2 separate regions of the Homo sapiens genome follow, and region 2 is linked to region 1. Evidence: chromatin loops called from intact Hi-C (ENCODE). Cell type or tissue: chondrocyte. All regions are shown on one strand.

Region 1 (8,000 bases):
CTGGCACATGGCACCCACTCTCTAAGTGCTGCTGAATGAACAAATGAATGAATGAATAAATGAATGAATGACTGGTCTGGATCAAGAAGAGACTGAAGGGCACGGGGACCCTAGGGCACGGAGTGGGGGGTCACCTCCACCGTCGTCCTCCCGGAAGAACTCCTCGCTGTCGTTGGCCGAGTGCGACTTCTTCATCTCAGCGATCCGGTTCCGGGGCACCTTCCTCTTGAGGGATGGGGAGAAGAAGGCAGGCCGGTTGTTCCGTTCTGGGGTGGGGGGTGTGCTGAAGGAGGTCACCTGGGAACAAGCAGCCAAAGTCACCAGAGTAGCAGAACAGCCCCCTCCCCGGGGGTCCCAACGCCCCTCCTATCCCACCCTCAAACAACCTGACACAGCTCCCAGGGAAGAGGCCGCTGGCCCAGGAGGACCCAGGCCCAGCCGGCCCGTGCTAGGTGGGGCCTAGAGACTGGAAGATGCGTTCCAGCCCAGGGGCCAGCAGGACACCTGGCCACCAGTGCTACCCGAGGAGGGGCCAGGCTGCTGCCGCAAATGGCAGAAAGACCCCCCTCCTCTGGGCCTCAAACAGTGGGTAGGGGGTGTTCAAGCACAAAGTAACAACAGCTGCTGACGCTGAGTGAGCACTGGCCCCACACACAGACCCTCTGAGCCTCCAGCTCCGTGAGACAGGGGCTAGCGTCAGCCCATCTGACACATGGGGAAACTAAGGCAGGGACCGAGACCCTGGCTTGCCTGTGGTCACCAAGCAGGACGGCAGCAGCCCTGTCTTCTGTCCCCCAGGGCCACGCTCCTCATCCTACTTCTCAGGGCTGACGTGGCCCCATCCCTCTCATTCCCAGCACCCTTCACAGGAAATACTGTGCTAAGTAGCTCTATGCCTCTGTCTTCTCCCCACTTCTAATCACGTTTGGTTCTGTTCACCAAACATTCACACCCACTCAGGGCCAGGCAGGCACAGCACTAAGGACAGACAGGCACATTGCAGGTCCCTGCCCTCAAGGAGCTCACAGTCTGCTGGGGTGACAGACTCAGAGAGTGACAACCATAGACAGCATGCTGGCTGTGGAGACAGAGAAAGAGAAGCACAGGATACATGAAGCACAGAGGCAAAAGGGATCCACAGCCTGGGAAATCAGGGAAGGCTTCCTGGAGGAGATGCCGCTGGAGCTGGGTCTTGAAGGACGAGTAGGAGTTCGCCAGGTGAAGAAGGGGGGGAAGGGCGTTCCAGCCAGAGGGAACTTGGCCCATCTCCTCCCTCCTCCCCATGCCAACAATAATCTGAGGAGCAGGATGAGCTGGGACTGAGACTTCGGGAGCCCCGTCAGCCTCCTCGTCACGGCTCCGACATCCACCAAAGTCCTGGCAGCTGCTGGGCTCCAGACGGTGTTCCCACAAGCCGGGGAAGGTTTTTAAAAGATAAAAGAAACAAACAGCAGCAACCACAATACACAGAGTCAGCATGTGTCACGCACTGGCTCCAGACGACCCCGCCAGAGAAGGAGACAGGTAATAGCAGGCGCACAGGCGGCAGTCCCCAGGGGCCAGCCCTGCTGCTGACCCTGTGTGACCCTAGCACATCCCTCCTCCTGAATCCCAGGGCTGCCCAGCTGCTAAGGCACCAGGGACTTTCACACCCCTCACAGCCACTCCCGCTGGACAGATGGGAAAACCAAGGCTCAGGCAGGTCTAGTGACCTGTAGTCACTCAGCCCTCAGGCTGTGGCTGGAGGTGGCACCCGGGTTTGTCCAGCCCAGAGCTCGGGCCACATCTTCGTAAGGACTTTCACACACACATTTTGTCAGAGTCCCAGGGCATAATTTAGGACCAGGGAGAAGAACCAGGCCCTTTATCTCGGAAACAAACTCAGAAATATAAACCACCTCATTCCAAAGACAAGAGAGGCCCCTGCCTGGAATTCTCACCCATCTTTGCAAAAAATAGCACTTGCTGTCTTTGGCTTGCAAAACACATTCATTGCAGAAGATACCTCCCCCCCAAAAAAAGATATACAGAAGAGAAAGAAAACCAACATCTGACCACCCGGAGATATGCATGATTCAGATCTTTCTCGAACTAAAAGTATAACAAACGCACACTCCCTCATCTCAGGCATGCCTGCGGTAATGCATCGTTTACATTCCCACGCCTCTGCTTTCCAAGTAGGTCAACAGCAACTACTGCAGCTGCCACCTGGGAATCCTCCTGAGGGCCAAGCCCCGGATTCCTCAAAGCCTCCCAAATACTGAAGGAGCAGGTATCCTCGTGCCCTGTTTCTAGATGAGAAAACTGAGGCTTGGAGAGGAAAAGAGACACACCCAAGGTTATGAGAGCAGCAGAGCAGGATTCTGGCTGTGGGTGGCGTCTCTCCTGGACAATGGCTGGGCAAGACTGCCCCTGGACCTGTGCCAAGGGCACCCCCCTGCCCAGCACACCTGTACTCTTCCAAGAACTACAGCTCTGGGCAGTCCCTCTGGAAGAACCAGGTAGAGCAAAGCAGCCAGTGGGCTGGAGACCTTCTCCTGCCTGTGCCCCACCAAAGGCTTCTGGGAACAAAGCTGCTGCTGACCTCAGCCTCCCGCCCTGGGGAAGGAGAGTGGCCTAGGCAGAGCAGGGCCCCAAGCCCAGTGCTATCCCAAGAGACCTTGTGACCTGGGGCAAGCTGGCAAGTCTGGTTTCCGGCTGTGCGAGGCAGGAACGCCTCTCCTGCAGCAGAACCTCCTACAAACCGCGGGGCAAAGAGCTGGGTGGCCTAGGCCTCTGCATGCGCTGGCTGACCCTCAGTCACCATCATCCCCATCTGACTCACCGGGGAAGGCCGGCCACGTGCCCACGCTCACCCAGCAGGTCCACCCAGGCAGGCGCCAGGGCCGGGCCTGGGTCCCCAGCCAGTCTCTTCTGCCCACTGGCTCTGTGGACTCAGCCTGGCTTTGTGGCATCTCAGGGAGGCAGAAAGAGCTCTGGCCCAGCACCAGCCTGCGGTGTGACCTTGGCCAGGCACAGCCCTCCAGGTCTGCAAGGCAGGAACGCCTCCCCTGCGGCAGTGCCTCCTACAAACCGCTAGGCAAAGAGAAGGGCTGGGTGGTCCGGGCCTCCGCACGCTCGGCACCTCGGCCTGCGCACTGGTGGTTGGGGATGACAACACCTATGTCCCCAGGGGGCCGTGAGCACGGGGGAGACGGTGGAAAGTGAACTTGACGGATGGGAGCCCCCGCCCCCAGCTGTGCAGCCCTTACCCGCTCGTGCATGGGCGAAGCTGGGCTGGAGTCCTCTTCAGTCCCACAGGGGGATGTGTCACCTGTAGACACTCGGCTGACCGCCATCTCGGCGTGGCCCTTGCCCTGGGGGCCCTTCATGCGCACAAACTCCATGTTGCTGTACTTGTAGAAGCCAAACGACATCTTCTGTGCCATGCGGGCGGCCACGCTCACCTGGGGGCCGGCGCGGGGCAGCCTGAGTCAGGGAGGTGGCGATGGCTCCATGGGGCCCCTCCCCAGGACATGAACAGCCAGGGCGACCATCCCTCAAGGAGCGGGGGCTGCCCGGGAGGGAGCGTCTGAGCTGGCAGGCGGGGCAGCTGGAATGGACCCACATCTCTGCCTGGTGCCCCTCCTGGTGCCCCTCCCACCGCCCCATGAACCACGGACCAGGCTGAGGACAGGGCCCCAGGCTGGCAGCAAGGCTGGCTGCGGATGGTGCCCGCTGGGGGAGAGGGGCCTGCCCACATCTGCTTGCTTAGTTGGGGGCGACTCGGAGCACTCCCAGGGCCAGTCGCAGGAAGCAAGTGACAGTGAGGAGGTGACAGCGACACCATCAGCCATCACTTCCCAGGGAACTAGAGACTGAGGAGGAAGTTCCCGCTCACATTTCAGATGAAGGCAAGTGGCCCGCATGGGCTGAGGCCGACCATGAAGAATGACGTTAAGAGGACCAGGGAGCGCCTAGAAGGAGCCCGGAGGGGCTGCAGGTACCCCTGGCGGCCGCTACCATGCACAAGCAGGCTGGGGGGCCCCATGGTATGGACCACGGTGGGCTGTGGAGCCGCCGTCCCCGGGCCCAGAAGAACACCCGTGAGGCCGCCCCGCACTCACCCGGTTGTCATACACCTTCTTGAGCGCCTCGTAGCGGATGGAGCCCTGAAAGATGACCCCCTGGAACGTGTTGGTTTTGTCACTAGCCACCAGCTCCACACAGACCATCTCTCCTTCCCCTACGGTCATGTCGCTGAACACCTGGGCCAGGACACAAAGAGACAGGGACGTGACCATCAGCTCCCACCGCCCACACCACAGCCTGGCCCAACTGGCAGGGAGGGCTGCTCAGAAAACCCCATTTTGCAGGGGACAACCGGCTGTCACACACTCCTGTGGCCCCATGCCCTCCGAGCCCCACAGGACAAGAACAGCCTCACACTGGGGCAGGGGCTGAGCAGCAGGGGAGGACAGGGACGCTTACGGAGACTCTGGGACTGGCAGAAGACGCACACCCTCATCACGGTTCACCAGGACCGTCAGCCACCGTCTGGGCCCCTCCACACCGCCTAGGGGTGCCCAGCCCTGCCTGCCACATCTTTGAGGCTCCTGTGTGGCCAAAGGCTCAGTGTGGTGGCAGGGTGACTGCCCACCTGGGGTGACAACACCAGACTAAGGTGCCACAGGCCCCATCCTGCCACCTTCCCGAGTCATTGCTCCCAGGACCTGGTGCACAGACTGTGAGCTCCGAGGCCACAAAGACTTAGACGCAAATCTCAGCTCTGCCCTCTAGGAGCTACGTGTGCCTGGGGAGGGGACATGACCTCCCTGAGCCTGCGATTTTCCTGCAGACGCCCACGCCTTCCTCCTAAGTCCTCAGGGCCCTGAGCACCTTGGATGCGCACAAGGACCCCGACCAGGGCCTCAACAGAGGAGAGACACAAATGGGCAGAGCAGGGAGTGAGCTGCGACCGGCTCCCTCCCCGCCCTCCCAGTGCCCTGTGTTTCTCGGTGAGTCTCCTTCTGCCCAAGCCCGTTTCCCAAACCTTAAAACAAAGGCTTGGCCCAGATAACTCCGGAAACCCCATCCCTCTTTGACATCCTAGGATTCCAAGTCAGTGCAGGCGTGGAGGCGCTTCTTTATCATTTACTAGCATTAATAATGGCTCCTCCCGCCCGGGCAGTGCTTCTTGCAAGAGTTTATGAGGCGTCCTCCCACTCAGGAGCCTTTTAGTCTTCAGCCCTGACAGTAAGTAGGACAGATGATCATGACACTGATTTTACAGAGGAGGAAACGGAGGCTGCGCCGGGGAAATTCACCTGCCCACAAGCAAACACTGGGAAGAGAGAGAGCCACATCTGCCTCAGCCGGACTCTTCCCGGCTCCAAGCCACCCATGCCTTTCTGCAAGGCTAAGGCCGCGGGGAGAAGCGCCTAACACCCATCTCACGAGAAGGGGAAGCTAAGGAGAGAGGCCCTGTGCAGAGCTCACCTCCTCGAAGCTGTCAATCATGAAGAAGATGTTGGGGTAGCTGATCTTGGACTCCTCCCCCTTGCTGTCCATGGGGTGTTTACTGGGGGACGCGAACACTTGCTGGAAGAAAGCAGATTTGGAGGACAAGTGAGGCCCCACCCGGCACACAGGCCCAGAGCCAGTCCAAGCCAGTATAGGGAGGCCACCCGGCCCAGAGCCAGTCCAAAGCCAGAGACCTACCAGGAGATGTGGGGGATAAGCTGGTTCTGTGCTCCTCGAATGGGATACGGGATCCCAGGAGCTGAGCAGATTTCTGGAGTCAGACCCCTCACCTCCAGGGCAGAGAAGCAAGCAGGAGGACTTGTCTCTCTCTGCCACGCCCAGCCTGAACTGGCAGTTAGGAGGCTGGGGGCTCTCGTGCCAGGGCTCACCTGAGATTTCTTCTTATGGATGTGAATGTCCCCGCCGTCAGCACGTGTGCACACCGCACAGGTCACCATGTAGTCCAGCTGGAAGAGAGCACGGGTCAGCGTGCAGGGAGGGGTCAGCCATCCCACAGGGCCAATCCGCAGCCCCACCCATCCCACCCCATACCTTCTGCAGGATGAGATTCAGGCAGACGCTCTCCTCCCAGTCGATGTCAGGGTCTCCCAGGCCTGGCAGCTTCTTGGAGTCCCGCCGGTACACCTCCACCTCCACCTCAGGCTCAGCTGCCTGCGAGGCCCAGAGCAGAAGTGAGTGCCCAGGGCCCACTGTGGTGCTCTTCTTCTTCCCTGACTACTATGCAGGCATTACGATGGACAAGGACTCCAATTCTTTTTTCTTACTATTTTTTGAGACAGGGTCTCACACCGCTGCCCAGGCTAGAGAGCAGTGGTGCAATGACAGCTCACTGTAGCCTCAACCTCCTGGGCTCAAATGATCCTCTCACTTCAGCCTCCCAAGCAACAGGGACCACAGGCACGTGCTACCACACCCGGCTAATTTTTAAAACTTTTTGTAGATGTGGCGTTTCGCCATGTTGTCCAGGCTGGTCTTGAACTCCTGGGCTCAGGTGATCCTCCTGCCTCGACCTCCCAAAGTACTGGGATTACAGGTGTGAGCCACCATGCCCGGCCAGAACTCCAATTCTTGCTCCCCAGTTCTCTAGCGACGGGAGATGGGACCCAGGGGCCATCCATTCTCCTCACTAAGCCTCAGTTTCTTCATCTGTACAATGGACTAAGGGCATCTTCCCCTCAAAGTTGTCATAATGATTTAAAGAGCTCATATTTGCTAAGTGGCATCAATGATAATAGTGACACCTACTGAGCTCTTAGTGGACGGCGGGGTCTGGGCTACACATTTTACAAATTATTAATCCTTTTAAAGCAACCCTGCAATGCAGGTATCATTAGCCCCATGTTAACAGATCAGAGTCAAATTTACTGAAGATCAATAATAAATACATATCAGAGAGAAACCAAAGCATGTCTACACCTCTCCTGGGAGACTGGCTTCCAATTTTTTTTTTTTTTTGAGACAGAATCTCACTCCATCCGTCACCCAGGCTACAGTGCAACACATCTTGGCTCACTGCAGTCTCCGCCTCCTGGATTCTAATGATTCTCCTGCCTCAGCCTCCTGAGTAGCTGGGATTACAGGCACGTGCCACCACACCTGTCTACTTTTTGTATTTTTGGTAGAGACAGGATTTCACCATGTTGGCCAGGCTGGTCTCGAACTCCTGACCTCAGGTGATCTGCCCACCTCGGCCTCCTAAAGTGCTGGGATTACAAGCATGGGCCACCGTGCCCGGCCTCAATTTATTTCTTATTTATTGTTTTGAGACGGAGTCTCGCTCTGTCACCCGGGCTGGAGTACAGTGGCACAATCTTGGCTCACTGCAACCTCTACCTCCTGGGTTCATGTGATTCTCCTGCCCCAGCCTCCCAAGTAGCTGGGATTACAGGTGTCTGCCACCACACCTGGCTAATTTTTTTCTGTATTTTTAATAGAGAGGGGGTTTCACCATGTTGGCCAGGCTGATCTCGAACTCCTGACCTCAAGTGATCTACCCACCTCGGCCTCCCAAAGTGCAGGGATTACAGGCATGAGCCACTGCACCCGGCCTCAATTTATTTCTTATTTTTTTATTTTTTTGAGATGAAGTCTTGCTTTGTCACCCGGGCTGGAGTACAGTGGCACAATCTTGGCTCACTGCAACCTCTACCTCCTGGGTTCACGTGATTCTCCTGCCCCAGCCTCCCAAGTACCTGGGATTATAGGCGTCTGCCACCACACGTAATTTTTTTTTTTTTTTTTTAATAGAGACGGGGTTTCACCATGTTGGCCAAGCTGATCTCAAACTCCTGACCTCAAGTGATCTACCCACCTCGGCCTCCCAAAGTGCAGGGATTACAGGCGTGAGCCACCGCGCCCAGCCTGGCTTTCAATTTTGAAGCAGCTGTGCTGACTGGGGGCCTCTGGTCCCGGTCCTGGGTGCTCTCACTGACTCGGGCTCCGAGGGGCTGGGCACTGCTGGGCCCTCTTGCAGGTGC
Region 2 (8,000 bases), 230 kb before region 1:
CCTGACATGGCTCCTCAGTGGAAACTCCTCATGTACGTCGGCTCAGGGTGCTCTGGGCAGAAGCGGACATCGTGTGGGTCCTTGAAAGCCCTCACTCAGTCAGTCAACAAACACTGAGCACCTGCTGCATGTCCCACCCAGGTGGAGCTGAGCTTCTCCTAGGACAAATAGGATTCTGCCCCTCTCCCTGTCCCAAAGCTGTGTGCAAAGGAGCTGTGTGTCCGTCCCCCTACAGACAGGGACTGTGTCTTTGCTGCCAGACAACTTGGGCCCTGGCACAGGCCTGGTGCCAAGGCCCAAGTAGGCCAAGGAAGTAGGGGCGGGGGAGGGAGGTTGGCAGGCAGGGCGCTCAGAGATGAGGAGGCACACCCTCCCCGCCATGCAGGAGGTCCTCAGCTGTGAGAATGACACCAGGTGACTGTCACTTTAACAAACTCCCACTCCGGGCTCTGATGACCCTCAGCTTTGTTGTCAGAATTAAGTGCAAACACTATGACTGACTCCCCACCCCCAGTCATCACAGCCCGGTGGAGTCTGTGTGTCTGTGTTTAATACAGAAGTCCCCGAGGGGCTGCATTCCCTTCAGGTCCTCAGGCCCCAGTCAGAGAAAACGGGGTCTGCTGGTCTCCACCCTGTCCCCTCCCTGTCCCTGGACCCTGGGTCCGCCAAAGAAGCAAAGAGAAGATTCAAGTGCACTCAACCTATGCACATCAACTTCCAGATTGGCAGATGTCAGCTCCCACCCCTGAAACCAGAAAAAAGTTAAGCAAACTGAAAATCAGTGACTTTTCTTAGAATCCTCAGAAAATTGAGGTTACAGGACAAACAGCCAACCCTAAAACTAAAGAGACAGGCGGAGACAGAGAACCACAGCTCACAGTGAGGACAGGCTGCTGGAGCCAGGAACTGGGAGGAACAAAAAGGCAACTTCAGCGAACTGCTCAAGCTGAGTGGGGGCTACCTCAAGACTTAAAACCTAGGGGCTCAGCGTGGGGTGGGGGGCACACTTTTATAAGGCTTACCTTCAGAAACCCCACCAGGGTCTCCAAGTGAATACTGGAGAAAAATCCCACTGTGCTTGACTGGGGTGAGGGGAAAAGGAACCATTCTGAAACACAACTAACATATACAGAGTACCCACTGTATTCCCAGCTTTCTCAAGACAGTGTAAGGGTGGGGTCGCCATGGGAGAGGAAAGTGTGGCTCTTGTCCCCAGAAGCTATGCAACTAGCTGAACAAGACCTAGCCCAGCACTGGGAAGTCAGGGAAGACTTCTTGGAGGAGGTGGTGCCAAGTCAATTCTTAACAAATTAGCAGGAATAAGCCAGAAGAGGAGGCAGGTAAGGACAATGTAGGCAGAATTAGCAGAAACAACACTAGGGGCGTAGTTTTTGGACACCAGTGAGACACCCTGGCCAGGCTGACACTCCTCCTTGCTCAGAAGTACTAAAAGCTTTGGGCTGAGGCCACAGCAGACAGGCGTGACTATCAGTTCCATTCTCTGCCTGGAGTGTTTGTGTGTGATGCTGTAAACGTGCATATGCGGCCAGGTGCGGTGGCTCACGTCTGTAATCCCAACACTTTGGGAGGCCGAGGCAGGTGGATCACTTGAGGGCCAGGAGTTCGAGACCAGCCTGACCAACATGGCGAAACCCTGTCTCTACTAAAATATAAAAATCAGCTGGGCATGGTGGCGGATGCCTGTAGTCCCAGCTACTCGGGAGGCTGAGGCAGGAGGGTCACTTGAGGCCAGGAGGTTGAGACTGCAGTGAGCCATGATCGCACCACTGCACTCCAGCCTGGGCGACAGAGACCCTGTCTTAAAAAAAAAAAAAAAAATGCATATGCTTAAGGACACAGAGGTCTGCACAAACACACCCTGACATGACACATGCTTACATTTTCACCCAAACAGCCGACATACCCACATGTGTTGGTACCACCCTGCACAAAGTCCTACATCCGTGCAGCTTACATTGAGTTTTAACACTAGGCAAATCCACTGTGACCACAGCGGGTCACTTCCGGGCCCTCGTCACCACCTGACCTGCTCATAGATGCAGCCTGGTGCTATACAGTGTGTGTCCAATCAGACCAGAAATTGGAGGAGAAAGAGAGCTCTTCAAACAGCAGGTATCCCGCCTCCCATGCTGGGTTTACAGTTCAAATCAGAGCGCTGAGCGTGAATATGATTTAGATCTAATAAGACCAGGGTGGTATATGGAGATATAGATGCCAACCAATTTGTTTCAATGAATAGCGTAATATTCTCTGTTATTGAAAATTCTGATCATATTAATACCACTCAGTACCCAATCATTGAACAAGCAGATCAAAATGAAATGTGAATTAACACATGGGTGTTGTGATGAGAAACAAACATCCTACAATTCAAAGCTGAAAGAATCCTCAGACATCCTCCTGTCGGTCTCTGTCTCTCCTCCAGCATGGAGCCACAGCCTGTCCTGGACGCTGACCCCACCTTCTCCTCTCTCTCCACCTGCTCCCCAATCTGCACCCTTGGCTGAGGGAAGAGAGCAGAGAATCTTCCTGAAGCCCCCATCACCATCCTCCTCTCACCCCTTCTCCATCAAACCCACCTTTTCTCCAGGGAAGCAGAATCAAGGGTCCAAGCTCCTGGCTGAGACACTTCAGCTCCCTCAGCCAGCCCCACGCCTGGGATGAGCCCAAGGAGTGACCAGCACCTGCCTGGCCTTGGACTCCCCCTCTGGCCACCGTGACACTGTTCCTTCCGGAGCAGGAAGCGCCTTTGGGTGGGTGTCTCACAGAGCCATAAGAGGCCCCTGTCCCTCCCCTCCCTCCAGCCAGCCTAGAAAGTGTATGGAGAGCAGGCGTCCCTCTAGGCCTGGTGACATCGGTACTGCACATGGAGTCCCCTCATGAGTCGCAAGCAGGTCTCATCACTGGGCGCCCTCCTGCCCTGACAGCAGAGAGGGTTTTCTAAGCATTTACAGAACACCGAGCTATGCTGCGCACTGTGGCATGAGCTTCTTCCAGCTCATCTCAGCCTACGAGGAAGGCAGGAGGGAACCCAGGCTCCTGCCACCTTCCTCCCCAAAGCTGCGGCCAAATCAGCGAGGGAAGCCCACGGCCACGCCCAGTAAAGAGGCTGCCCTGAGTGCTGTCCGTGGTGCTGAACCAGCAGGGCTCTTGGGGCCAGCGGGTCCTCCCACCCAGGGCTCCACTTCCAACTCGCCCAGGAGAGGGCGCTGGTCAGTTTTGCTTCATTTCCAGAATTTACCTTGGTTAAAAAGAAAACCTATTTTAAAAATTTTGGGTTGGGCACAGTGGCTCACGCCTGTAATTCCCAGCATTTTGGGAGGCCAAGGCAGACGGATTGCTTGAGTTCAAGAGTTCGAGACCAGCCTGGGCAACATGGCGAAACCTCATCTCTACAAAAAAATTCAAAAAATTTGGCCTGGCATGGTGGTGCACACCTGTAGTCCCAGCTACTCAGGAGGCTGAGGTGGGAGGATCACCCGAGCCCAGGAGGCTGAGGCTGCAGTGGGTCATGATTGCGCCACTGCACTCTAGCCTGGGCGACAGAGCAAGACCCTGTCTCAAGAAAACATTTTGTTTTTAATTGACACATAACTACATATTCATGGGGTACAGTAGGATATTTTGATGCATGTACATATTGTGTAATCATCAAATCAAGGTATTTAGCATATCCATCGCCTCATACATTTATTATTTCTTTGTGGTGAGAACACTCAAAATCCTCTCTTCACACTGTCTTAAGATACATAATACCATATTGTTAGCACAACAGTCACCCTGCTGTGCAATGGAACACCAGAACTATTCCTCCCACCTAACTGTAACTTTGTACCCATTGACCAATCTTTCCCTATCCAAACTTTTAAAATGTGGACTTCATGCCATTTTAGAAGGAAAAAAGCAAAATTACAATTCACATTTCACAATTTACACAGTTGGTTTCATGCACTTTTGACTGTTCCGTCTTGTTTCTGCAAGTTATACAAGTTGCAGCCTCTGGGGAGCTGGAAGTGTCCTGTCCCTGGAGGTCCTTGTATGTCCAAGGACAGCCCAGACCCATCTGCCTGTACTAAAGCACAGAATTTCACATTTGAGGCAGGAAGCCCCACACCTACAGGCCCATTTAAAAACATACAGATGTTTTATTAAGTACTGAAGAGAGATTAAAGGTTCTAAAACGTGTAACATTTGAAGAATAATACCAGAAGCATCCATGTACATAGCACTCGGGTTAAGAAAGTGGCCAGGGCCGGGCGGGGGCTCACAATGCAGTCCCAGCACTTTAGGAGGCCCAGGTGTGAGGACCGCTTGAGCCCAGCAGTTCAAGACCAGCCTGGGCAACATGGCAAAACCCTGTGTCTACAAAAGATGCAAAAAAGGTGGCACACTCCTGTAGTCCCTGCTATTAATACTAGGGAGGCTGACCTGGGCCCGAGAGGGTGAGGCTGCAGTGAGCTGTGATCATGTCACTGCACTCCAGCCTGGATGACAGAATGACACCCTGTCTCAAAAAGAAAAGAAAGAAAAAAACGAAGAAAGGAAAAAATAAAATAAATATTCACTTTGAAATCCTCCACTCGCTACAGGTAACTACTACTATTTTGTATTTTTCATTCCCAGACTTTTTTTTTAATAGTTTACCACATATGTATATCAAAAAGTGTATCAGGCCAGGCACGGTGGTGGCTCACACCTGTAATCCCAGCACTTTGGGAGGCCGAGGTGGGCAGATCACCAGAGGTCAGGAGTTTGAGACCAGCCTGGCCAACATGGTGAAACCCCATCTTTACTAAAAATACAAAAATTAGCCAGGTGTGGTTGTGTGCGCCTGTAAGCCCAGCTACTTGGGAGGCTGAGGCAGGAGAATCACTTGAACCTGAGAGGCGGAGGTTGCAGTGAGATGCGATCATACCTCTACACTCCAACCTGGGTGACAGAGCGAGACTGTGTCTCAAAAAAAAAAAAAAGGATATCGCTTGTTTTTTGGGATGGGATCTTGCTCTGTCACCCAGGCTGGAGTGCAGTGGCATAATCATGGCTCACTGCAGCCTCAACCTCCTGGGCTCAGGCGATCTTCTCACCTCAGCCTCTAGAGTAGCTGGGGCTACAGGTGCATGCCACCACACCCAGCTCATTTTTCATTTTTTTTTTTTTTTGTAGAGATGGAGTTTTACCATGTTGCCCAGGCTGATCTCGAACTCCTGGCCTCAAGTAATCCTCCCACCATGGCCTCCCAAAGTGTGTGATTACAGGTGTGAGCCACTGCACCTGGCCTGCATGTTTTGAACTTTAATTAAATGAAATCATATGAAGTTTTCTTCTGCAACTTTTTGAAGAAAACTTCAACTCCAAGCTCCCAAGAGTCAAGGTTGTTGCACGTGGCCTCACTCATTCCTTTTCCTTGCTGTAGACACAGTGCATACATGTGCATATTTATCCATTATCCATCAGTGGTGGCCACATTCTGTTGTATTTCATTTTGGCTGCTAGGATTTTCAGGCCTCCCAGGACACGTGTGTAATAATTTCTCTATGGGAAATACCTACAAGTGGGATCTCCGGTTTGCAGGAGATGTACATCTCCCCTCATCTTTACTAGATGTTTCCGAATTGTTTTCCAAATTCTCCCACTTCCCACCCAGCAGCACTCCTCACACCCAGGAGCCCCCAACACCGTCATCATTCTCCTTCAGTGTTGGTATTCGTCTGGAAGAAACAAAAAGGACTCTCCCTGTGATTTTGTTTTTGTTTGTTTTGTTTGTTTTTTGAGATGGAGACTCCCTGCGATGCCCAGGCTGGAGTGCAGTGGCGCGATCTAGGCTCACTGCCACCTCCGCTTCCCGGGTTCAAGCGATTCTCCTGCTTCAACCTCCTAAGTAGCTGGGACTATAAGCATGCGCCACCACACCTGGCTAATTTTTGTATTTTCATAGAGACAGGGTTTCTCCATGTTGGTCAGGCTGGTCTCAAACTCCTGACCTCAAGTGATCCACCCGCCTCGGTCTCCCAAAGTGCTGGGATTACAGGCGTGAGCCACCACGCCCAGCCTCCCTGTGGTTTTCATCAGCATTTCTCTGATTCGGGTAAGGCATCCTCCCAATTGTAGAATGACCGCCCTTTTTTCCTCTTCTACTACACCTGCCCAATCTCCTGGCTCCCGTAGGAGCTAACCAATCTCCTGGCTCCCATAGGCGAAGGCTGTTGACAAGATGGTTTCATTCTGAGGAACAAAGGATGTGTCCACAGGGGAACCAGGTGGCCACTGCTGTGTAGACTCTGCGTGCAGCTGCTGCATCTGGAGATCCCAGGTGAGGCAGGCCCACTGGCCCCGGGGAGAAAACGCAGGACAGGGCATCTTCCCAGTTCACAGCCTCACCCCCAGTAACAACCACCCCCTGCAATGAAACTGCACTTTGGGCTCAGAAAACATTTCTTCCAGCTTTGTCCCTTTCCAGCACCCCTAGACCTCGCTGCCACGTGGCTCAGGCAGCTCCAGCTGCAGCCCCCTAAGGGTAGACCACATCTGGTTCATTCTCTCCTGCACCCACAGTGCTTGGCAGAGATCTAGAGTGTGGAGGATCCTCCTGCTGGCTTGGGGGCAGTGGGGTACAGGGAGGAGGTGCCATCTGGGGGCTGCCTCTCTGAGCAGCCCTGGTCCTTTGGTATTGGCGGCCTGATGAACACAGTGGCCAAGGCCAAGTTCACGTGTGACACCAGGGAAAGAGCAGCCAACACTCCAGAGGCTGTCGTGGTCTCTGACAGGCACCCGAGGTCGTGCAAGGGCACTCAGGAGGCAGTCTTAAGGACAGGCGGGGCTGCAGGACTGCCAGCCCCCTCCCAGCCATAGGAAGGCAGACCCTGACCCCTTCCTGCAGCCCCTGGAGGGCAGCCAGTGGCAGAAAGGAAAGGTTGTCTCATGTCTGCCCAGTGTCCTCCCCAGCCTTCTCCAACTCTGGCCTGTGACGTGCCCAGCGCCGTGGCAGCTGTGCCTCTCCCCTCTTGGCTCCTCCAGCTCCTTCCCTGCTCAGAGGGAGACTTGGTGTCCATGACTATCTCCATTTACCGGCTGTGTGTGCTCAGACACTTTAAGCTGTGCCCAGTTTATGGTGTTTGGGCTTTCAAAATGTCTTGTTGTCTTGCTTGTTTTTGTTCATTGAGGTAAAACCATTGACATAATATAAAAGTAACCATTTCACTTCTGTAATCCTAGCACTTTGGGAGGCTGAGGCAGGGGGATCATTTGAGGTCAGGAGTTCAAGACCAGTCTGGCCGACATGGTGAAACCCGGTCTCTACTAAAAATTCAAAATTTAGCCAGGCATCATGGCGGGTGCCTGTAGTCCCAGCTACTCGGGAGGCTGAGGCAGGAGAATCGCTTGAACCCGGGAGACAGAGGCTACAGTGAGCTAAGATCACGCCACTGCACTCCAGCCTGGGCAACAGAGCAAGACTTCGTCTCAAAAAAAAAAAAAAAAAAAAAAAAAAAAGGAAAGAAGAAGTAACCATTTCAAAGCCTACGAGGCCACTGCATTTACTCCATTTGCGAAGCTGTGCAACCACCACCCCTGCCAAGTTCCAGGACATTTTCACCACTCCAAAAGGAGCACTGGTTTCTTTCTGCAGGATGTCAGCATGTCTGGCCCCCAGTGGAAGATCTGGACTCCTGGAGGACAGGTTCAGGGTCTCAGGTGTCTCTATCTACACCTCAGACTGGCTTGCAGTCACTGCTCACCCACGCTGAAGTAGGTAACATGTAGCGATGTGGACACACGGTTCCCAGAGTCTCCTGAGTGTATGTCCAGCACCCTGCAGGGTTACCGGGCATCACCACACAGGGCGTCCACACTGCAGACCTTGGAGGCCCAGGGATGCAGCACAGGCCACATCTCAGGGACAGAGCCAGCCCATAAGTAAAACCCAGTGAAGGGGGTCTGGAGGAGCTGTGTGTGATAAAGATTGGAAAAGGGATGAGTGGTAC

Evidence for each region. Hi-C counts contacts between places; a loop is a spot of excess contacts. Peaks named below come from ENCODE experiments on the same cell type or tissue, not always from the same donor. Only the 100,000 strongest peaks of a DNase experiment are listed, where the experiment ranks them.
Region 2: a loop joins it to region 1, with 2.7 times the contacts of the local background. A loop is called at or near these places in 2 of 110 quality-filtered maps.

What each region holds. Positions count from the first base shown.
Region 1 is chr22:45,199,739-45,207,738 of GRCh38, forward strand. It overlaps KIAA0930, which reads right to left. Exons shown (of 10, transcript NM_001009880.2): 3 at 6,055-6,174; 4 at 5,892-5,969; 5 at 5,479-5,580; 6 at 4,107-4,247; 7 at 3,252-3,446; 8 at 135-297. It overlaps MIR1249 (microRNA 1249), which reads right to left and starts at 1,281; the gene lies at 1,216-1,281. RefSeq lists an enhancer at 2,589-2,733 and a cis regulatory region at 2,661. In chondrocyte, a CTCF peak has its summit at 6,772; DNase peaks (open chromatin) are centred at 313, 1,463, 3,203, 4,153 and 4 weaker places.
Region 2 is chr22:44,972,588-44,980,587 of GRCh38, forward strand. The region is part of intron 2 of PHF21B (PHD finger protein 21B); the gene reads right to left. Among named protein-coding and RNA genes, the nearest start is that of PHF21B, 33 kb to the right of the region's middle. RefSeq lists silencers at 3,042-3,336, 3,066-3,235 and an enhancer at 6,762-7,341. In chondrocyte, CTCF peaks have their summits at 3,243 (motif pointing right) and 3,444; a DNase peak (open chromatin) is centred at 3,152.